Linked DNA regions of Homo sapiens: region 2 is linked to region 1. Evidence: read pairs that join two places in POLR2A ChIA-PET (ENCODE). Cell type or tissue: Caco-2. All regions are shown on one strand. Links, peaks and the distances in the headings refer to the core of each region. The heading gives the core; the rest is flanking DNA. Region 1 overlaps EIF2B3 (eukaryotic translation initiation factor 2B subunit gamma). Region 2 holds the start of KIF2C (kinesin family member 2C).

Evidence for each region. Peaks named below come from ENCODE experiments on the same cell type or tissue, not always from the same donor. Only the 100,000 strongest peaks of a DNase experiment are listed, where the experiment ranks them.
Region 2: POLR2A ChIA-PET joins it to region 1 with 13 read pairs; 2 of 35 experiments call an interaction of 5 or more read pairs at or near these places.

The regions. Positions count from the first base shown.
Region 1 is chr1:44,924,120-44,932,452 of GRCh38, forward strand. EIF2B3 (eukaryotic translation initiation factor 2B subunit gamma) reads right to left here. Exons shown (of 12, transcript NM_020365.5): 5 at 2,509-2,620. It also overlaps the pseudogene RNA5SP47. Among named protein-coding and RNA genes, the nearest start is that of EIF2B3, 58 kb to the right of the region's middle. In Caco-2, for the core only: no CTCF peak of the experiment used is centred there; no DNase peak of the experiment used is centred there.
Region 2 is chr1:44,735,273-44,743,605 of GRCh38, forward strand. KIF2C (kinesin family member 2C) reads left to right here and starts at 4,565. Exons shown (of 21, transcript NM_006845.4): 1 at 4,565-4,730; 2 at 5,641-5,735. The coding sequence starts at 4,661. RefSeq lists an enhancer at 4,216-4,385. In Caco-2, for the core only: no CTCF peak of the experiment used is centred there; DNase peaks (open chromatin) are centred at 4,439 and 4,908; H3K4me3 peaks cover 1,891 bases.

The sequences.
Region 1 (8,333 bases), core at 248-8,247:
TTAGTAGAGACAGGGTTTCACCGTGTTAGCCAAGATGGTCTTGATCTCCTGACCTCGTGATCCCCCCGCCTAGGCCTCCCAAAGTGCTGGGATTACAGGCGTGAGCCACCGCGCCCAGCCAGAGATTCTAATTTCTTAAACGATTTTCTTTTTTACCTAGATCACTGATATCTCAGACCATTCCTCTTTGTCAATAATTTGATTTTCAGTGGTGTCTATGCCATTCTTTAGCTATTTTAAAATTTATTAACTCTGTAATAATTTAATCCTTTTTTTGTTTGTTTGTTTTTGTTTGTTTTTTGAGACCGAGTCTCACTCTGTCGCCCAGCGCAATCTAGGCTCACTGCAACCCCTGACTCTTGGGTTCAAGCAATTCTCCTGCCTCAGCCTCCCAAGTAGCTGGGACTACAGGCACATGCCACCACGCCTGGCTAATTTTTGTATTTTTAGTAGAGACGGGGTTTCACTGTGTTAGCCAGGATAGTCTCGATCTCCCGACCTTGTGATCCACCTGCCTCTGCCTCCCAAAGTGCTGGAATTACAGGCGTGAGCCACCATGCCTGGCCAATCCTCTTTTTTTTGGTTCTATAATATCCTCTTTTTTATCATCTCATTACTGAACTTTTATTTATTAAATTCATGTTGTAATAAGTAGTTTTATGGTTATACAGTTGCATAGTTTTAAGAAAATTTCTTCTGTTTCTTGAGTTATATTCTTTTCAGGATAGCTTCTTTGTCTTTTACGGGACATTTTTCTTGCTTTCATTTTGTTTTCTGTAGTATATTTGTACAGCTGACATTCTGATTCTTTTGAGCTTACTCATGCTTGAGTCATGGCTCTGCCCAGATGTTTTATTTGTTTTGATATAACATAAATGAATTCTCTTTTCCTTCTGTATCTGAGACCAGCTACCATGTAAGTACTGGTGTGGAGAAACTGGGGCTCTTATGCACTGTTGGTGGGATTGTAAAATAGTGAAAATGCCATGGAAACAGTATGTAGTTTCCTCAAAAAATTAAACATCATAGTTCTCTACCATATGATCCAGTAATCCCACTTCTAAATATATATCCAAAAGAACTGAAAGCAAGGTCTTGAAGAGATGTCTGTACACCCACGTTCACTGCAGCACTATTCACAATAGCCAAGAGGTGGCAGCAACTCAAATGTCTGTCAGAAGATAAATGGATGACAAAATGTGGCTACATACATACAACGGAGTATTATTCAGCCTTAAAAAAAACGAAATCCGTTATATGCTACGGCATGGACAAACCTTGAGGACATTATGCTAAGTAAAATTAGCCAGTCACAAAAAGACCAATATTGTATGATTTCACTTAGATATTTAAAGTAGAATCGTGGGTAGCAAGGCCTTGCGGGGAGAAAAAAATGGGGAGGGGAGCTGTTGTTTGATAGGTATAGAATTTCAGATTTGCAAGATGAAAGTTCTCGAGATCTGTTTCACCACAATGTGAACACATTTAACACTACTCAACTGTTCACTTAAAAATGGCCACTTAGGGCTGGGCACGGTGGCTCACTCCTGTAATCCCCAGCACTTTGGGGGCTGAGGCGGGTGGACTACGGGTCAGGAGTTCAATACCAGCCCAGCCAATATGGTGAAACCCCGTATCTACTAAAAATACAAAAATTAGCTGGGTGTGGTGGCACATGCCTGTAGTCCCAGCTGCTTGGGAGGCTGAGGCAGGAGAATCGCTTGAACCTGGGAGGCGGAGGTTACAGTGAGCCAAGATTGCACCATTGCATTCCAGCCTGGGCAACAGAGCAAGACTCCCTCTCCAAAAAAAAAGGCCACTTAGAATGGGCCGCACGGTGGCTCACGCCTGTAATCCTAGCACTTTGGGGGGCCGAGGTGGGCGGATCACTTGAGGTCAGGAGCTAGAGACCAGCCTGGCCAACATGGTGAAACTCCGTCTCTACTAAAAATACAAAAATTAGCTGGGCGTGGTGGCGCATACCTGTAATCCCAGCTACTCAGGAGGCTGAGGCAGGAGAATCACTTGAACCCAGGAGGCAGAGGTCGCAGTGAGCCAAGATTGCACCACTGTACTCCAGCCTGGGTGACAGAGTGAGACTCAGTCTCAAAAAACTTAAAACAAAAACCAAAGCCAAACCAAACCAAACCAAAACAAAACAAAAAAACAAAGGTTACAATGGTACATTTTATGTCATGTGTTTTTTTTACCACTTTTTTTTTTAAAGGGGATTTATAACACTGTCAGAAAGACAGTCCTGTTCTCCTCACAGCTGCTTTGCTTTACTCTTTTGCAGGATTTGGCTCTACCTTGGCAAGAAAAGACAGGGAAACAGGCTTATGCAGTGAAGAAAAGCCTTCATCCTGTCTCATGGGAAAAATATTCACATACTTTTGTCAATTTCACACAGTATAGTCTAGTTTTCATTCCCTCTTTCCCATCCACTGGGTGGTTTTATTTTGTTTTAAGACAAGGAGAATTGCCAGAAGAAAAAACCCTAGGGCTTACTTCTGTAGGATGGATCCCTTAATGACCAGCTCTTCATCCAAGTCTGCTTCATTAGCCATGAAGAGCAGCCTCTTTCCTGTGCTGTCCACTCCAATGAAGTCACGCTGCTCCACTGAATCATACAAAAGAAAAAAAAAATCAAATAAAGCCATTTGCCCTGCCTGTATGAATACACCAGGGAACACAGTATCTGCTCAGTGCTCTTGGAAACAACACAGGATTGAAGGGTGGGTGCAGTGGCTCACGCCTGTAATCCCAAGACTTTGGGAGGCCAAGGTGGGTGGATCACCTGGGGTCAGGACTTTGAGACCAGCCTGGCCAACATGGCGAAAGACTGTCTCTACTAAAAATACAAAAATTAGCCGAGTGTGGTGTTACGCCCTGTAGTCCCAGCTGCTTGGGAGGCTGAGGCAGGAGAATTACTTGAACCCGGGAGGTGGAGGTTGCAGTGAGCTGAGATCGTGCCACTGTAGTGCACTCCAGCTTGGGTGACAGAGTGAGATTCCATCTCAAAAAAAAAAAACAGGATTGAGATGAGAGAGGAGCTATAATAAGTGCGTTAGGCCATTTTGCGTTACTATAAAGAATCTGCAACTAGGTAATTTACAAAGAAAGATTTATAATTTATAATTGTCTCATGGTTCTGCAGGGTATACAGGAAGCATACAGGAGGTTTCTGGGGAAGCCTCAGGGAACTTTTTACTCATGGCAGAAGGTAAAGCGAGAGCAGGCTGGTCACATGGCAAGAGAGGGAATAAGAGAGAGCTGGGGGAGAGATGCCATACACCTTTAAATGAGAACTCACTCACTATCACAAGAACAGCACCAAGCCATGAGGGATCCGCACCCATGACCCAAACACCTCCCACCAGGCCCTACCTCCAACACTGGGGATTACATTTCAACAAGAGATTTGGGGGAACATCCAAACTATACCAATGAGTGTCCTATAGCACATGCCATGGTGTTTAAAACATAGGTGATCAAATTTGTTTTGTACTGCTCTAAAGGATATTATTAATTGGTGACGTTTAAACAAGGTCTGTATGTTAAAGTATGGTACCAATGTAATTTCCTGTTTTGAGAGACTATCATTTTTGGAGGAGAGGGAGGAAATACTTATTGACGTATTTAAAGGCAAAGGAAAATCATATCTGCAACTTATTCTCAGATAGCTCAGAAAATAATAATCATATATATTATATTATGTATGCATTATATATATTGAATATATATTACAAAGAAAGAGAGAGTGGCTGGGCAGTGGTTCCTGCCTGTAATTCCAGCACTTTGGGAGGCTGAGGCAGAAGCATCACTTGAGCCCAGGAATTCAAGATCAGCCTGGGCAACACTGCAAGACCTCATCTCTACAAATAATAAAAAAATTAGCTGGGCATGGTGGCATGCACCTATAGTGAGGAAGCTGAGGCAGGGGGATCCCTTTAGCCTGGGAGGCTAAGGCTGCAGTGAGCCATGACTGCTGTACTGCACTCCAGCTCGGGTGACAGACCAAGACCTTCTCTCAGAAATAAATAGGCCGGGCATGGTGGCTCACACCTGTAATCCCAGCACTTTGGGAGGCCAAGGCAGGTGGATCACCTGAGGTCAGGAGTTCCAGACCAGCCTGGCCAACATGGTGAAACTCGTCTCTACTAAAAATAAAAAAATCAGCTGCCGAGTGTGGTGGCAGGCGCCTGTAATCCCAGGTACTTGGGAGGCTGAGGCAGGAGAATCACTTGTACCTGGGAGGCAGAGGCTGCAGTGAGCTGAGATCACACCACTGCACTCCAGCCTGGGCGACAGAGTGAGACTCCATCTCAATAAATAAATTAATTAATTAAGTAAAGTTACTTTATTTATTTAGGGCGCTTCGTTTTTTTTTTTTTTAAAGAATTTTCTCTCTGCAAATAATAACCTAGGTCTTCTTACTGTGAAAATGGGAATAATATTATTTAAAGTCATCCACATTCAACCAACATTAACTACAGGCAGTAGATTCTATGCTATGTATAGTCTATATTTTATTATGTGTGAAGAGGTCTTGGTAGACAGTGATCTTACAGGCTGCTATATTATTGCTATTTTCTATGTCATACTTCTCTTCCCCGACTAGATTATAAACTTTTCAAAGGCAGGCTTCTGATTCTTTTCTATCTCCCATAACATCTAGTACAGTGTTACATACTTAATAATATGTGCTACTAACATCTGTACAGTATCTATAGCTTACAGAAACATTTTCTCATAGTGACAAAATAGCAGAATGATTAAGAACAGAACTTCTGGAGCCAGACTGCCTAGGTATGAATCCCAGCTCAGCCAATTACCAGTTTATGTTAGAGCAAGTTACTTAACCTCTCTTCCTCAGTTTCATCTATAAAATGGGGATAATAATAGTGTTTGTCTCACAGGTTTATTATGCAGAATAAGTGAATTAATATTTGTAAAGAATTTATAATAGTGTTATTAACTAAAACATTAAATAAAATGTTAAGTTTAAAAATTAAACAAAATACACCCTCTAATTTAATCCTCACAACAACCACATAAAGCAATGCCTCAATACCTCTTTACATAGGAGAAACAGAAAGTTTAGCTCTAGGAAAAATGAGATCTGTAAAGATGAATTTGCTTCCTACTGACAGACAATGGCTGCTAAATAACAGAATATGTTTCGCTGTTGGCTAAAGCTGCCTGTATACCTATAACCAAATATATGATTCAATTGTACAATACGTTTAGCTCAGGTACTTGAAAGTATTCAAGATCACCAATCAGATGGTCTCTGGTCATCTTATATGCAGTGTTTTAATATAAATGAGGAAAAACAATTATAAAAAATTATATGTTGGGGTTTTTTAGTTCAATAACCAAATGAAATCCAAAAAAGGAAGAGCAAATGCTGCCAATCTGAAGCTAAATTTTGCAGAGAATTTCAAATGCCACATAGCAGCTTAGACATATATCAACTTATACATTACATGGAAACTTGAGAATGTAACAAAGTCTGTAAGGGTCTCATTATGAGCCAGCCATTTAACAAAAGAAACACGGAGATGTTATTTTTGGATATAATTTGGAATGCTTCCCCTACTCAAGTCCTAAGGCTCACAGAAACCTTGAATCACTGATGTCCTGGGAGCAATAATTTCCAGCCAGCCAATTTTTCAGCTATGTTGCACTTTAGTCATTTTTCTCTCCCTCTCAGACCCTCCACCTTGTATTGCTTCTTTGCAGCTATTACAGTAACTGGGACTTCAGAATGTGATACAAATTATAGAAACTTGGAAAGGTTTCTTTCTGTTCTGCTTTAGCAAAATAGGAATTTCACTTTGGGAGCAGAGCAGGTAATTGTAGAATGTCTTCCTAAGAAGAAAGGCTACACAAACTTAAGAAAGCAGACAAAACTGAACTTCTATTAAAAAAAAAGTCCGTCATATTCAAGTATTCACGTTTTTTTCCCTAGTTGATTTTTACTTTTCTGACTGATTCTTCTGTCTCATCTACAGGCATTTTGCTTATCCATTCATTCATTGATTCATTCATTCTACCAATAAATATCTTTGTACACCTACCCTATGGTAGGTGCTATGTCTAGAGTTAGGAATTCCAACTCATTTTATAAGGCCAGCATGATCCTGATGCCAAAACCAGGCAAGGATATTATGAGAAAGGAACAGGCAAATTTACTCATTAGCAAGTCAAAATAGTATGTCGAGTAGATTAAAAAGGGTCACAAACTTGTTGGAGCTCCTCCTATCCAAAGGTAAGGTTAGTTCCCTATCCTTTATATCTGGGCTTGCTCCATAACTAGCTTTGAACTAACAGAGCGCAGCAGCTGAAGTGACAGTGTGTGTTTTGAGTTTAGACTTCAAGAGACTTTGTAGCCTCTGCTGTCATGCTTAGAACCTGCTGCTGCTACCTTGTAAACAAGCCTGGGCTAACCCCCTGGATGGTAAGAGACTAGATGAAAAGAAAAATCCAGCTGTCAAGGCTGAGGCTCTCCCTATATATTTTTTTTCTTTTTTTTGGAGGTGCAGTCTTGCTCTGTCGCCCAGGCTGGAGTGCAGTGGTGCAACCTTGGCTCACTGCAACCTCCGCCTCTCGGGTTCAAGCAATTCTCCTGCCTCAACCTCCCAAGTAGCTGGGACCACAGGCATGTGCTACCATGTCCAGCTAATTTTTGTATTTTTAGTAGAGACGGGGTTTTGCCATGTTGGCCAGGCTGGTCTCGAACTCCTGACCTCAGGTGATCCACCCACCTCCCAAAGTGCTGGGATTACAGGTGTGAGCCACTGTGCCCAACCAAGGCTCTATACATATTAATGAGCCCAGTTACAGGAGACTAAGATAAGAATGATAGTTGCCTCCTGGTATTCACATTCTTGTATATCCCTTCTTGAATGTGGGCTGGCCTAGTGACTTGCTTCTAACCAACAGAACGTGGCAAAGGTAATAAAATGTTACTTCTATAATTAGGTTACATAAGATTGTGACTTCTGTCTTTCTAGAAGAGTTTCTCCCTTGCTGGCTTTGATGAAGTAAGTTTCCAAGTTGGAAAGGCCCAAGTGATAAAGAAAGGAGGGTAGCTTCTGGCCAACAGCATGGTGGAAACTGAGGTTCAGTCCAACAGTCCTAGGGAAATGAAATTCTCCCAATAACCAAGTAAGCTTGGAACCAAATCCCTTCCCAGTTGAGCCTTCAGATGAGACTCCAGCCCTAGCTGACATCTTGACTGCAGCCTTCTGAAAGACTGGTGGACCAGCTAAGTCATGCCTGGATTCTTGGCCCACAGTGTTGTTTTAAACTGTTAAATGTGTGGCAACTTTTATAAGTAATTAATTGTTAAAACACTAGCTGATATCACTTGAACAGAGATGAGCCATCTTGGCTACACTTAGGCCAAACTGCCAACCTACAGACTCATAAGCAAGTAAATGTTTGTTGTTTTAAGCCACTAGAGTTTACGAACATTTGTTATGTAGTAAAAACTAACACAACATGTAAAAGGATAATAAGCCATGACCGAGTTGGGTTTATCCCAGGTATCATCATCACATCATCAGAGAAAAATCATATACCACTTGATAGATGCAGAAAAAGCATCTGATAAAATTTATATCCTTAGGCCAAGAAGCTCCCAATAAACCAGAACTAGAAAGGAACTTTCTCAATCTGATAACAAGTACCTATAAAAATGTATAGTACGCTGGGCATGGTGGCTCACGCCTATAATCCCAGCACTTTGGGAGGCCAAGGCAGGTGGATCATTTGAGGCTAGGAGTTCAAGATCATCTCTGCTAACATGGCAAAACCTCATACCAAAACACAAATATTAGCTGGGCATGGTGGCACATGCTGGTAATCCCAGCTACTTGGGAGGTTGAAGCAGGAGAATTGCTTGAACCCAGGAGGCGGAGGTTGCAGTGAGCCAAGATTGTGCCACTGCCTTCTAGCCTGGACAACAGAGAGAGACTGTCTCAAAACGAACACACACACACACACACACACACCCCTATAGTAATAAACATCATTTTAACTGGAGAGATGTTGAAAATATTCCTTTTAAAATCAGGAATGAGAAAAGGGTGCCAACTAGCATCATTTGTACACATAATTTTATTGGAGGTCCTGGCCAGCACAGTAAGACAAGAAAAAGAAACCAGAAACTTAGACTACTGGGTGGGGGTGGGAAGTCTACAGCCATATCACCCTGAAGGCATCTGATCTCATCTGATCTATGCAGGGTCAGGCCTAGTTAGTACTTGCATGGAAGTCTGCTTAGGAATACCATGTGATAAACAAACAAACAAACAAACAAAAAA
Region 2 (8,333 bases), core at 151-8,150, 190 kb before region 1:
ACTGCAACCCCGCCTCCCGGGTTCAAGCAATTATCCTGCCTCAGCCCCCAAGTAGCTGGGACTATAGTCATGTGCCACCACACCCGGTTAATTTTTTGGATTTTTATTAGAGACGGGGTTTCACTGTGTTAGCCAGGACGGTCTAGATCTCCTGACCTCGGGATCCACCTGACTCAGCCTCCCAAAGTGTTGGGATTACAGGCGTGAGCCACCGCGCCCGGCCTTTTTTTTTTTTGAGATAGAGTCTCTGTCACCTAGGCTGTAGTGCAGTGGTGTGATCTCAGCTCACTGCCACTTGCAACTCCCGCCTTCTGGGTTCAGGTGATTCCTGTGCCTCAGCCTCCCAAGTAGCTGGGATTACAGTCTTGTGCCATCACACCCAGCTAATTTTTATATTTTTAGTAGAGACAGCGTTTCACTATGTTGGCCAGACTGGTCTTGAACTCCTGGCCTCAAGTTATTCTCCTGCCTCAGCCTCCCAAAGTGCTGGGATTACAGGTGTGAATCACCACAGCTGGCCCACCTTCTTTTTTTTTTTTTTGAAACAGGGTCTCATTCTGTTCCCCAGGCTCAAGCGCAGCTGCACGATCATAGCACACTGCGGCCTCGAACTCCCCAGGCCCAGGTGATCCTCCCACCTCAGCCTCCTGAGTAGCCAGGACTACAGGCATGTGCCACCACACCCAGCTAATTTTTGTATTTTTTGCAGAGATGGGGGTCTCACTGTGTCACCCAGGGTGGTCTGGATCTACTGAGCTCAAGCAATCTGCCTGTCTTGGCCTCCCAAAGTGTTGGGATTACAGGTATGAGCCACTGCATCCAACTTAGTCCATTTTCTGTTGCTATAACAAAATACTGGAGACTGGGTAATTTATAATGAACATAAATTTATTTCATTCATGGTTCTGGAGGCTGAGAAGTCCAAGAGCATGGTGCTTGGATCTTGTGAGGGCCTTTTTGCTGCATTATAACATGGCAGAGAGCAATAACATAGTGACAGGGCAAGAGCGTGTCAGCTCAAGTCTCTCTTCTTCTTCTTATAAAGCTACCAATTCCATCACAGGGCCCCATCCTGATGACTTTATTAATCCTAATTACCTCCCAAAGGCCCCACCTCCAAATGCCATCAATATGTGAATTGGGGGATTAAGTTTCCAGCACATAAAATTTGGGGGACTCATTCAAACCACAGCATATCCCTAAACAATATTCCATCTATTCTTGTCTCTCTAGTCTGGTTCTCACCCTCAATAGTTCACCAAGACTGCACAAGGTCAGCAATGACTTAGGTGCTAATAAATCCAAAGGATACTAGAATGTCCTCATCTTATTTGGCCTCTTGAGTAGCTCTTCAGAGTTACTTTCACCTTCTTCATTCCATCCCTTGACTTCTAAGGAACTCCCCCCAACTCTTTTGTTTTCTTCATCCCTTCAAACCACCCTAATCCCATCTCCTTTGCTGGCTCCTCCTCCCCTGCCCTACCTCAAAATATTGGCAAGTCCCATGGCTCAATTATACATGTTCCTCTCATCTCCATCTATATTCTTTTCCTAGATAGTATTCAGCTCATGACTCCAAATACCATCTACATAATGCAGACTGCCAAATCTCAATCTCTTGCTTTGACCTCTACCTTAGCTCCCAGTTTGTATATCCAACTGCTCAGTTGACACCTACACTCAGATGTCTTGTAGACATCTCAAATTCAAAATGAACAAAATGAAACCCTGGACTTAACCCCCAACTCATTCCTTCACAATCCCACTTTCCCTTTTCAGGACATGGTCCATCATCCAGCCAGGTGCTCTAGCCAGAAACCAGGAGTCATCCATGACCACCCCTGTCATTCACATCCAACTCATCAGCAAAACCCATTCACTTCACTTCCCAAACATGGGGTATCTTGAATCAGTTCTTTCAGCCATACTTCCAATCCAGTATCACTACCCTGGCCTATGCCAGCATAATCTCTTGCCTACTAAGCGGTCTCTGCCTTCTGTCTTGCCCCTTTCAAATCTACTCTCCACACAATAGCAAGTTTGACTGACATAAAAGTAAAATGTAGGCTGGGCGCAGTGGCTCACACCTGTAATCCCAGCACTTTAGGAGGCCGAGGTGGGCGGATCACCTGAGGTCGGGAGTTCACGACCAGCCTGACCAACATGGTGAAACCCCGTCTCTACTAAAAATACAAAATTAGCCGGGCATGATGGTGCATCTCTGTAATCCCAGTTACTTTGGAGGCTGAGGCAGGAGAATTGCTTGAACCTGGGAGGCAGAGGTTGTGGTGAGCCGAGATCGCACCATTGCACTCCAGCCTGGGCAACAAGAGTGAAATTCTGTCTCAAAAAAAAAAAAAAAAAAAAGTAAAATGTAAATCAGATCATGTTAGTCCCCTGCTTAAAACTTTTCAATGACTTCTCATTAGCATAAAAGCCAAAATTATTACTACAGGCCACAAGATGCTCTATGATTTTGCCCCTCCCCACCTCTTCAACTTCTTCTGATGCTCCTCTCCCCCACTGCCTTCCAGTCATCAGTTCTTCAAACAAGACCTTTCCTGGCCAGGCACAGTGGTTCATGCCTGTAATACCAGCATTTTGGGAGGCTGAGGCAGGCAGATCGTCAAGAACAGGAGGCCGGGCTTGGTGGTTCACACATGTAATCCTAGCACTTTGGGAGGTTAAGGAGGGAGGATCTTTGAGCCCAGGAGTTCAAGACCAGCCTGGGCAACATAGCAAGACACTGTCTCTAATTAAAAAAAAAAAAAACCTCTCCCTTTCCCCCTCCCCCTCTCCCCGGTCTCCCTCTGATGCCAAGCCGAGGCTGAACTGTACTGCCGCCATCTCGACTCACTGCAGCCTCCCTGCCTGATTCTCCTGCCTCAGCCTGCCGAGTGCCTGGGATTGCAGGCGCGCGCCGCCGCACCTGACTGGTTTTCGTATTTTTTGGTGGAGATGGGGTTTCACCGTGCTGGCCGGGCTGGTCTCCAGCTCCTGACCGCGAGTGATCTGCCAGCCCTGGCCTCCCGAGGTGCCGGGATTGCAGACGGAGTCTCGCTCACTCAGTGCTCAATGTTGCCCAGGCTGGAGTGCGGTGGCGTGATCTCGGCTCGCTACAACCTCCACCTCCCAGCCGCCTGCCTTGGCCTCCCAAAGTGCCGAGATTGCAGCCTCTGCTCGGCCGCCACCCGGTCTAGGAAGTGAGGAGCGTCTCTTCCCGGCCGCCCATCGTCTGGGATGTGGGGAGCGCCTCTGCCCCGCCGCGACCCCGTCTGGGAACTGAGGAGTGTCTCTGCCCCGCCGCCACCCTGTCTGGGAGGTGAGGATCGTCTCTGACTGGCCGCCCCGTCTGAGAAGTGAGGAGCCACTCTGCCCGGCAGCCGCCCCGTCCGGGAGATGAGGAGCGTCTCCTCCCGGCAGCCGCCCCGTCCAGGAGGTGGGGGGAAAGCCCCCGACCGGCCAGCCGCCCCGTCTGGGAGGTGGGGGGCAGCCCCCTCCCAGCCGCCGCCCTGTCTGGGAGGTGGGGGGGGGGGGCGCCTCTGCCCGGCTGCCCCATTTGGGAAGTGAGGAGCCCCTCTGCCCCGCCGCCACCCCATCTGGGAGGTGTACCCAATAGCTCATTGAGAACGGGCCATGATGACGATGGCGGTTTTGTCGAATAGAAAAGGGGGAAATGTGGGGAAAAGAAAGAGAGATCAGATTGTTACTGTGTCTGTGTAGAAAGAAGTAGACATAGGAGACTCCATTTTGTTCTGTACTAAGAAAAATTCTTTTGCCTTGGGATGCTGTTAATCTATAACCTTACCCCCAACCCCGTGCTCTCTGAAACATGTGCTGTGTCCACTAAGGGTTAAATGGAAAAAAAAAAAAAGGAGGACAGGAACTATGTGTCTAGTTCATTATCTCCATTTCCTGGTACCATGCCTAGCAGGTGGTAGACTTCACTCAATAAATATCTGGTGAATCAGTGTCTTTCTGGAAATTTATACATAACTCCTTGAATGAGGCAACATGCTTCTGCACTATTTAATAAGAAAAACTAAGTCAAGTTTCTAATCTGTGGTTTTGTTTTGCTTTGAGAACAGGGTCTTGGCTATGTTGCCCTGTCTGGTCTCGAACTTCTGATCTCGAGCGATCACTCCCACCTCTCCCTTCCTAAGTGTTGGGATTAACAGGAGTGAGCCACCGCGCCCGGCCAAGTCTCCAACTTGCTCGAGGTCACTGAACTTGCAATTGAAGAAGCTACGATTCGAACCCATGTCTGTAGGATCCCAGAGCCCTCATTGTCAAATACATACTGAAGTTTCCCAGTTTTCGGGAACCCCGCAGTACAAGGTGACCGAGGACAATACCAGAAATGGGAGCCCCAGACCCCACGTAGCGGCGAAGTTCCCAGAAGGCACAGCGCTCGGGGGTGTGGCCAGACGCATGGGCGGTGCCAAGCGTAGGAAGATGGTTGGGAACTGCGTCTCCCCCAAGGCTCCGCAGGGCGCCGCTGACTGGCGGAAGCGAGGGCGGGGACAGCGGAATGACGTTTTAAGGACGCTTGCGCGCGGGATTTAAACTGCGGCGGTTTACGCGGCGTTAAGACTTCGTAGGGTTAGCGAAATTGAGGTTTCTTGGTATTGCGCGTTTCTCTTCCTTGCTGACTCTCCGAATGGCCATGGACTCGTCGCTTCAGGCCCGCCTGTTTCCCGGTCTCGCTATCAAGATCCAACGCAGTAATGGTGAGGAGCGGGGTCCCTAGGTCAAGGGGACTCGTGAGCGGTGAGACGACTGAAATTACTGCCCGTCCCCGGACACACAGATGGGCTTTCACTCTCTTTCTCTCCCTCCCTCCTTTTCACACGCACTCACTCCGGGTCTCTGCACTGGCAGTCATTCTTGCCTACACAGGGGTGAGAGTCCCTGCGCTGTACGTGGTCCCTTTCGCAGTCCTCTGGGAGTGGGCGGACCTTCTCCAAGGCTGGTAGACCTCCCAGGGAAGTTGGGACTTCTAAATTCACTTCCCTTCCAAAATTCTCCCCTGAAAATGCCCTGCTCTTATGGGGACCTCGGTCTCCTGGCCCCTTTACTCTCGAATAAATATTGCGCAGTTGCGGTATGTCAGGTAAACGGGACAGACAAGAACCCTGCGCTTGAGGAGCTTGTAGTCGTTCTCTCTTTTGCTTAAGCAGGTACCGCAGTTCTGGCAGGTCTGATACCCGTGTCATTAGGGAAATGGACAGATATGACCGCCAGAAATGAGTTAGGAAAACCCCAAAAGGGCCAGATCCTCAATGCTATGTTGAGGAAAAGTTCATCTAAGGGTTGTGGGGAATCCTGTGCTCAAACATACCTTTTGTATGTTCTCTTTTGTAGGCTCTATCTCTCTTTTTTTGTAGGCTCTCTTGAGTAGGGGTGAATCCTTATCCCATGCAGCTCAGTTTAAAAACCTGTCCCCAGCCCACCTCACTGTGGATATTCTAAAGGTGAAGCCCAGGAGATTTATTTGTTTCTCTTAGTTTTTTTTTTTTTTTTTTTTAAGGTAGCTGCCTGTTCCTTCAGGTTAACTCCACTTTGGGAATCTCTGTGGAATCCTAAAAGTGAAGCTCTCAGGAAAGAGATGGGTAACTCTGGTTTTTTCATACTTTATAGGTTTAATTCACAGTGCCAATGTAAGGACTGTGAACTTGGAGAAATCCTGTGTTTCAGTGGAATGGGCAGAAGGAGGTGCCACAAAGGGCAAAGAGGTAGGTTCTATGAGAATTCCTCTACCACATTTAATGTCTTCCTACATAAAGGATCTGTGCAGAAGTGGAATCTGTGAGAGCCTAGTTTCTGATGCTGTGCTCTTCTCACTCACGCCTGTAATCCCAGAACTTTGGGAGGCTGAGACGGGCAGATCACCTGATGTCAGGAGTTCGAGACCATCCTGGCCAACATGGCGAAACCTGTCTCTACTGAAAATACAAAAATTAGCCAGTCGTGGTAGTGCATGCCTGTAATCCCAACTACTTGGGAGCCTGAGGCAGGAGAACTGCTTGAACCTGGGAGGCGGAGGTTGCAGTGAGCCGAAACTGTGCCGCTGCACTCCAGCCTGGGTGACAGTGAGAATCTGTCTCAAAAAAAAAAAAAAAAAAAAATTGGCTGGGTGCGGTGGCTCTTGCCTCTAATCCCGACACTTTGAGAGGCCTGGTCTGGAGGATTGCTTGAGCTCAGGAGTTCGAGACCAGCCTGGGAAAAATGTTGAGACCTTGTCTCTACAAAAAAATTAAAAATTATCAGGGTGTGGTGGCTCACGCCTGTGGTTCCAGCTACTCGGGAAGCTGAGGTGGGAGGATTGATTTAGCCTGGGAGGTTGAGGCTGCACTGAACCATGATCGAGCCACTGCACTCTGGCCTGGGCGACAGAGTGAGACCTTTCCTCAAAAAATAAAAATGGTCTTCTTGGCTGGGCACAGTGGCTCACATGTATAATCCCAGCACTTTGGGAGGCCGAGGTGGGCAGATCGCTTTGAGCTCAGCAGTTCAAGACCAGGCTGGGCAACATGACAAAACCTCATTTCTACAAAAAATACAAAAAACATTAGCCGGGCATGGTGGTGCATGCCTGTGGTCCCAGCTGCTCTGGAGGCTGAGGCTGGAGAATTGCTGGAGTCTGGGAAAGCACAGGTTTCAGTGAGCTGAAATTGCACCACTGCTCTCCAGCCTCCTGGGCAACAGAATGAGGACTTGTCTCAAAAAAAAAAAAAAAAAAAAAAAGAATGGTCCCCTTCCAGATGCATTGGGATTTTATTTAGTCAGGTCCATTCTAAATTGAAGCAATCAATAATTTTCTGGGTTTTTTTTGTTTGTTTGTTTGTTTGTTTTGAGACAGAGTCTCACTCTGTCACCCAGGCTGGAGTGCAGTGGCGAGATCTCAGCTCACTGCAAGCTCCGCCTCCCGGGTTCACGTCATTCTCCTGCCTCAGCCTCCCGAGTAACTGGTACTACAGGTGCCCGCCACTACGCCCGGCTAATTTTTTGTATTTTTAGTAGAGATGGGGTTTCACTGTGTTAGCCGGGATGGTCTCGATCTCCTGACCTCGTGATCCGCCTGCCTCTGCCTCCCAAAGTGCTGGGATTACAGGCGTGAGCCACCATGCCCGGCTCTGGTATGTTTGTAGAAAGCAAACTGCAGCCAGGCGCAGTGGCTCATGCCTGTAATCCCAGCACTTTGGGAGGCCGAGGTGGGCGGATCACTTGAGATCAGGAGTTTGAGACCAGCCTGGCCAACATAGCGAAACCCCCATCTCTACTAAAAATACAAAAATTAGCTGGGTGTGGTGGCACGGGCCTGTAATCCCAGCTACTTGGGAAGCTGGGGCAGGAGGATCACATGAACCTGGGAGGCAGAGGTTGCAGTGAGCTGAGATCATGCCACTGCACTCCAGCCTGGGCAACAGAGTGAAACTTCGTCTCAAAAAAAAAAAAAAAAAAACAAACTGCACAGAATTTTAGGTTTTAGAAAACTTTGCTTGCCCAAGCTAGGTTCTGCATGCACACTACCTGTGATATCAGTTTGGTGAATGAAATCAATAACCTGGTTGAGGAGACAAAAAGACGTTTCTGAATCACCAACTAACCAACTAACAGAAGACAACTTGTGATGAATGGCACAGATGAGCATTGCTAGAGCAGCTCAGAGGTGGAAACTTGCTGAGAATGGGCTGGGCTTAGAGGGTGGAGTGTGAAGGCTTAGCTGAAGCAGCAAGATGGCACACATGGGGACCATGAAGAAGCTGGCCACGAGCAGTGCAGGGCCCAGGATGCTTGGCAGCCGCAAAACAGCTGAAAAAGGAGACAAAGGTCTTCATGTCTGGCACTGAGCTGGTTAGGTTTTCTTCTGTAGGCAGTGGGGAACCTTGGAAGGATTTTGAGGAGAGCACTGTGACTAAGACATTTCTGTTCTAGTGGCATTGTGGTGTAGTGAAAAGGTCACTGGGCTAGGAGTATGAAAACCTGGATTCTAGTCTGGCTCTGCCACTGCTTTGTGTTCTCAGGCATGTTTCTGCCCCTCTTCGAAGTTTAGTTTCCTCATCTATAAAGTGAGGATGATAATAATGTCTACCTCACAGGGTTGTTGTGAGGATTTACTCAGCACATTTTTTGGACTGCTTCCAAAATGCTAGACACTTATTGGGTGCTAGGGATACAGAGGTGAAGGAGACAGACTCTTGGACTCTCTTCCATGGAGCTTAATAAAATAATACATGTAGCTGGGCACAGTACCTGTAATCTCAGCACTTTGGGAGGCTGAGGCAGGAGGACCTCTTGAGGCCAGGAGTTTGAGTCCATCCTGGGCAAAT